Linked DNA regions of Homo sapiens: region 2 is linked to region 1. Evidence: chromatin loops called from intact Hi-C (ENCODE). Cell type or tissue: sigmoid colon. All regions are shown on one strand. Links, peaks and the distances in the headings refer to the core of each region. The heading gives the core; the rest is flanking DNA. Region 1 overlaps CLTC (clathrin heavy chain). Region 2 overlaps HEATR6 (HEAT repeat containing 6).

Region 1 (2,923 bases), core at 1-2,500:
AGAAGAAGATTATCAGGTAAAACCTTTTGATTCTTGCACATAATCTCAAGACTCATAAAGTTATGTTTTCCCATTTTTTAAAAAAGCCATTATCCTTTAGGATTGTAAACAGTAGGTGCTTGCATACCTAGGATCTAAATTTAGTAAGATTTCAGGATTGATAAATCTTCTAATTAAGTGCCAAGTTTTCAGAATTTTGCTCAGATCTTGTATAAGATACTGCTTTTGAAAAAAATGATATGATTACTTTATCTCTAACATCTAGATTGTAGGTAGAGTCAAAAATGTCTTTGACCACTTAACTAATTCATAAAATTTATTTGGTATTAACTATATTTATTCACCATTTTTCTTGCCTACTGTTTTATTAGTGTTTGTATAAACTTTCTCTTATGAAGGATTTCACAAGCAAAAGTGAAGTAGAGTTAAGCTTAAGCTACTTGCCTTTTTTTCTCTCTCTTCATTTTCTTTGAGGCTCAGCGCATGCAGATCTGTACTGCTGCCATGCTGAGTTTTATCAGAAGTTTCTCTAGAGCACAGAATCTTGCCCTCCATGCCAGGCGTGGTGACTCACGCCTGTAATCCCAGCACTTTGGGAGGCCAAGGCAGGCGGATCACGAGGTCAGGAGATCGAGACCATCCTGGCTAACACAATGAAACCCCGTCTCTACTAAAATACCAAAAAAATTAGCCGGTTGTGGTGGCACGTGCCTGTAGTAGCAGCTACTCGGGAGGCTGAGGCCGGAGAATCGCTTGAACCCTAGAGGCAGGTTGCAGTGAGCCCAGATTGCATCACCACTGCACTCCAGCCTGGGCAACAGAGGGAGACTCCATCTCAAAAAAAAAGAAAAAAATCTTGCCCTCCAAATTAGAAATATTGTCCATTTCATAGCCATATGTTAGTCCTTGATAGTGAAAATCTTGGAGAAAATGGTATCTTTAGGTAAAATGAAAAATCATACCTTTTGATGCTTGAATCTAGGTGTCATATTACATGTTACCATCTAAGGGGCTCATTGATTGAGAACGGAATATAATGTTAAACAAAATACTGATCTGGCATTTGGATGGCTTTTTTTTTTTAAGGCTCTGCGAACATCAATAGATGCTTATGACAACTTTGACAATATCTCGCTTGCTCAGCGTTTGGAAAAACATGAACTCATTGAGTTCAGGAGAATTGCTGCTTATCTCTTCAAAGGCAACAATCGCTGGAAACAGAGTGTAGAGCTGTGCAAGAAAGACAGCCTTTACAAGGTTGATAAAGTTGCGGGGCAGGGGCTGTTTTAAACCAGGCCTAAAATGGTGTTACAAGTGATTATAATCTATAAATAAAAGTATTGGTTTTGTGAATATGAGAGCTGACTTTAAGGCAATTTAAGTTAATGGATTTCTTGATTCTAGGGGCTCTCTTATGTTAAGGTCAAACTTGTCTGGGGAAAAAAAAGCTTTTAGCTTATCTCTTCTTTGAAAATTTTAATTTAAATGATACAACTAGGAGGCTTTTTTCCCCTTGCAAAACCAGATTTATATTGGAAAGTTTCCATTGTTTTTCTTGGTTTACTAGTTCAGTATGTGGGGTCTAATGTTTTTGACTTTCACTATTTCTTTGAATAGGATGCAATGCAGTATGCTTCTGAATCTAAAGATACTGAATTGGCTGAAGAACTCCTGCAGTGGTTTTTGCAGGAAGAAAAAAGAGAGTGCTTTGGAGCTTGTCTGTTTACCTGTTACGATCTTTTAAGGCCAGATGTCGTCCTAGAAACTGCATGGAGGCACAATATCATGGATTTTGCCATGCCCTATTTCATCCAGGTCATGAAGGAGTACTTGACAAAGGTAATGACTCTTCTAAGTGTATTCAGAACTAGTTTCCTTGCATGTAAAATTCTACATGCACATTAATTTTTTTAAATGCTTTTTTCTTTAGTAGAAGTAAGTCATTTAGTCGATCATAAAATATTCCTGTTCTTTTGAAATTTTTTTTTAATAGCTGACAAATGACACTGATTGGAAGGGGAACTCAAATGTAGCTGTTTACCCTCAGTGTATTTATGAGGGTGAAAATAATCTATGTATTTTTTTATTTAAAAAACTTTGATAAATTTTATTTCAAAATAGTATTTTTCTCAAAATCAGTTCTTGTGACTCAAATATTCATGACTAGTATTGTAGATTCCCTTTTATTTGGTTGGTTCCTGACTTTAATGATGTCTATGCCTGTTTCCCCTGGGGAAGCTGCATGTATATTCTTAACATCCTTTTAATCTTCACAATTTTTTTGATAGTTTAACCCCTGATTTAAAAATACCATAGGAGGTGAACATGGGAAAAAAAAAACAAGCTGGGGGTCTAATTGCCTTATAACATTCACTATTCGTCTTAGTGTCCTTTTTTGATGTATGAATTTACTCACCCTATCTTCAGCAGTTACTAGCTGTCTCTCTGTAGAACATTTTTAAATGGTTTTAGAGGATCCTTTTCGTCAAAGCAAAAAACATGATTAAAATCAGAGTCTCACATCTGATTCCTTCAGCCTGCCTGAGTTGGGGGGATGGGAGGGTGAAGAAGCGCTACCAACAACCCCTCCCATACTGAATTTTTCCTCAGGATACCATTTAATTAGATACCATTGTGTCTGTTTAAAGTTTTTAAAGAATTAACATTTTCTGTATTCAATGTAAGAGAAAAAACATGTTGCCTTATCTTAGCCATAGATGAGAATAGCTTCTTAAACATAATGCCAACTTGTGAGACCTGTCTTTAAGCTGCTGTTAACCTAAGTGCTGTAAATTTTTCTAGTGATTAAGCTGCTTTCTTTCATACTGTAGCATAAATTCTTCTGCATTAAGCTTTGAAGTTACACAAAATTCTAAATTTTGCTTCCAGTATGCCCTTTATTTTCACTTCTCTCATACCTTTT
Region 2 (2,923 bases), core at 248-2,747, 380 kb after region 1:
TATAAGATGTGCTCTATGAAGCACATTTCCAACATGGAAATGTGATCATTTCCCAAGTACCACAGCACTGCCAAATCCGAATGGACATTTCTAAGTTTTCTTCTCCCCAATTAACCATTCTAGCATATTATGTTTCAATTTCCTAAAAGTAGCCTCTGTTTATTGTTGGCATTCTGACTGGAAGAGTCTAATCACCTTTCCTTCTGTCCATTTGTCTTTAGAAAATTTCTTAGTACACCAGTTAAAATTGTGCTTCCAGCTGAGTATGCCATGGGTCATATCAGACCTGCCATAAACTCAAAACTAATCACTAAGCACTTCAATGACAAGATAAACTACAGTTGTCTTATTTAATCCTGGCTAAGAGGAACTCCAGCCATCTAACTCTATATGCACAAGGAGCACCTGAGATGACCACTTGGCCTGGAGTCATGGCAGCTCTTTTAACCTGGTCAATCCAGAATGCTGTTCCATTCTAATTACATGATCTGTTATTTTTAATTTTAATGCACATAACTTTCTAGAAGTCTTTATTTTAAAAGCCTGTCCCACTGGGCCGGGTGCGGTGGCTCAAGTCTATAATCCCAGCACTTTGGGAGGCCAAGGCAGGCACATCACCTGGGGTCAGGAATTCCAGACCAGCCTGACCAACATGGAGAAATCCCATCTTTACCAAAAATACAAAATTAGCCAGGCATGGTGGTGCATGCCTGTAGTCCCAGCTCCTCGGGAGGCTGAGACAGAATTGCTTGAACCCGGGAGGCAGAGGTTGCAGTAAGCTGAGATCTCACCATTGCACTCCAGCCTGGGCAACAAGAGCAAAACTCTGTCTCAAACAAACAAACAAACAAACAAACAAAAGCCTGTCCCATGACATCACCTACCACAACACTTTTTTCTAGCATATGTCTTGGTGCACAGTTAATCACACTATGGACAGACTGCAAAGGTATGCTCCAAGCTCTGTTGTAAACAATAATTACCACACTTATTTAAACCCTTCCAAGCTAACACTTGATTAAAAGAATCTCTTAAGTACGATCATTTCACTTGCCATTACACTGAACTAATTTAATTTCTTTCATCTTTTAAAATCCACTTTAAGTAGGATGACTTTTTTTTTTTTTTCTCTAGGATTTTCTTGTGGCTTTTTGTACTGGATCTACAACATCTCCAGAAGGAAGTTCTGTATCTTTTTTCCTCAGCACATCTCTTGCATTCACCAAAGTTAAACAGCAAGAACAAGTCTAAAAGGTACCTAAATCAAGGAGATGGATAAGACCACTTTGCAATAGGTGAAATTTCTCATGGCACTTTAAGTGAAATGTAAACATTTAAAAATATATGAAGATATAAACATCATGAAAATTATTCCAATTCATTTTCATCAGCTATGACCTCATAACCTTTTTGTATTCCTGTTCTAAACCCCCGTGTCCCACATCCCCTTGGCTGGGCAGCTGTGATAAAGGTGATAAAGCTGGGCTGCTTCTTGCTCCACAGCACCATCTCGTTGGCCACTGCTGGCAGCTCCCCTAGCTGGAGGGTCTTCAAATATATATTTTCAATATTTTTAGTAGCTTTTATTTCAATTACTCTAATGGCTTCATTACTGATTTATTTGCCACCACTCATTTTTCCATTTTTCTCCTAGGTTCTCATTCACTATTGATTTAGTTAATTTGTAAAATTTCTGCCAGTTTAATTTCCTAGGATAAGGAGTATTTGAAATACCCCACAAGTCATTTTTTTGCGTGTATATAAAATTGAGGCTAATTTATTTTTCTTTACCTTGTAAAAGCTTCTGATGGGTCATCCAGAAATTTTCTTATATAGTAAGTTACTCAAGGAGATGACTCATATGGAATTCCAACGTATTGTGGGTTACCACCCCTGACCCCTTAAGGAATAATCTTAAAAACAGAAAAGGAACAATATGCTGTTGGCCTAATTAAAACTCCTCTTTGTGGGTAGCTGGTTACCTGAGGACACCCAGATGCCATTCAGCATGACTTTTTAATGTTCATTATTGTAAACAGCAGGCTATTTTCCTTACTTGGTTAAGTGGCTAAATTCTGGAGAAGAATTAACATATTCAAGCGAGGCAAATATTTGATAAGCCATGAGATATCTTGCTATAGCTATCCATGCCTGCCAATCATTTTTTTCTTCTTTTTAAAAATAAGTTTTTCTCATTAAAATATGTAAATATTTATTACACATGATTTGAAAACTAGAAAAGTTGCAAGAAAAAATCATGTTTGGGATCCTACTGTATACATAATTCTATATCCTGTGTTTTCACAGAACATTTTGGGCATTTTTCTAAGCCTTATGCATCCTTCATAGCCATTATGTACCATGATATTCTACTGAGTTGTTTAAGCCATTTCTGATGTTTTCTTATTATAAATACCACAGCAATCAACATTTTCATAAAAGGAAGAGAAGCACAGCTGCTTCAGTGCAGTTCAAGGGAGACACCAAAGTTAGAATTCAGTGTGCTCAGGCTTCAAGCAAGCCCTGGGGCAGGAAGCGATCCTACATGATCAGCCTCAGTGTATTATTCACATAAGCCCACTTCCTATTTTCCTGTCTGTCCAGTGGTCAAGTCGGAACTTGGGTCAGTGTTACTAAGAGCTATATTCAGATCAGACAGGATAAGGCAGAGATAACAATAAGGATCTGTAAATTTTTTCTTCCTATTATAAAGCTTAGAGTTTAAATTCTCTTACCTTTGGAGAAGGGTCTTTCAATGTAAGAGTCATCAAGGACACTGACTGTGGGCTGCCAAGTTCAGGCGTATCAGGAATAAAAGCTGACCAGTAGCCATAAAGAACTTTTTTTTCTATCGATTTTATAGTAGAAAGAAAACAAACTAAGGCTCCTTGGCGAACTTTAGCTTGGTAAGACCTTTCATAAC

The links. Peaks named below come from ENCODE experiments on the same cell type or tissue, not always from the same donor. Only the 100,000 strongest peaks of a DNase experiment are listed, where the experiment ranks them.
Region 2: a loop joins it to region 1, with 4 times the contacts of the local background. A loop is called at or near these places in 7 of 110 quality-filtered maps.

The regions. Positions count from the first base shown.
Region 1 is chr17:59,683,970-59,686,892 of GRCh38, forward strand. It overlaps CLTC (clathrin heavy chain), which reads left to right. Exons shown (of 32, transcript NM_004859.4): 28 at 1-16; 29 at 1,087-1,257; 30 at 1,618-1,839. Among named protein-coding and RNA genes, the nearest start is that of PTRH2, 22 kb to the right of the region's middle. RefSeq lists an enhancer at 1-416 and a silencer at 1,079-1,373. In sigmoid colon, for the core only: no CTCF peak of the experiment used is centred there; no DNase peak of the experiment used is centred there.
Region 2 is chr17:60,063,474-60,066,396 of GRCh38, forward strand. It overlaps HEATR6 (HEAT repeat containing 6), which reads right to left. Exons shown (of 20, transcript NM_022070.5): 9 at 2,736-2,913. It also overlaps the pseudogene LOC100422693. Among named protein-coding and RNA genes, the nearest start is that of HEATR6, 14 kb to the right of the region's middle. In sigmoid colon, for the core only: no CTCF peak of the experiment used is centred there; no DNase peak of the experiment used is centred there.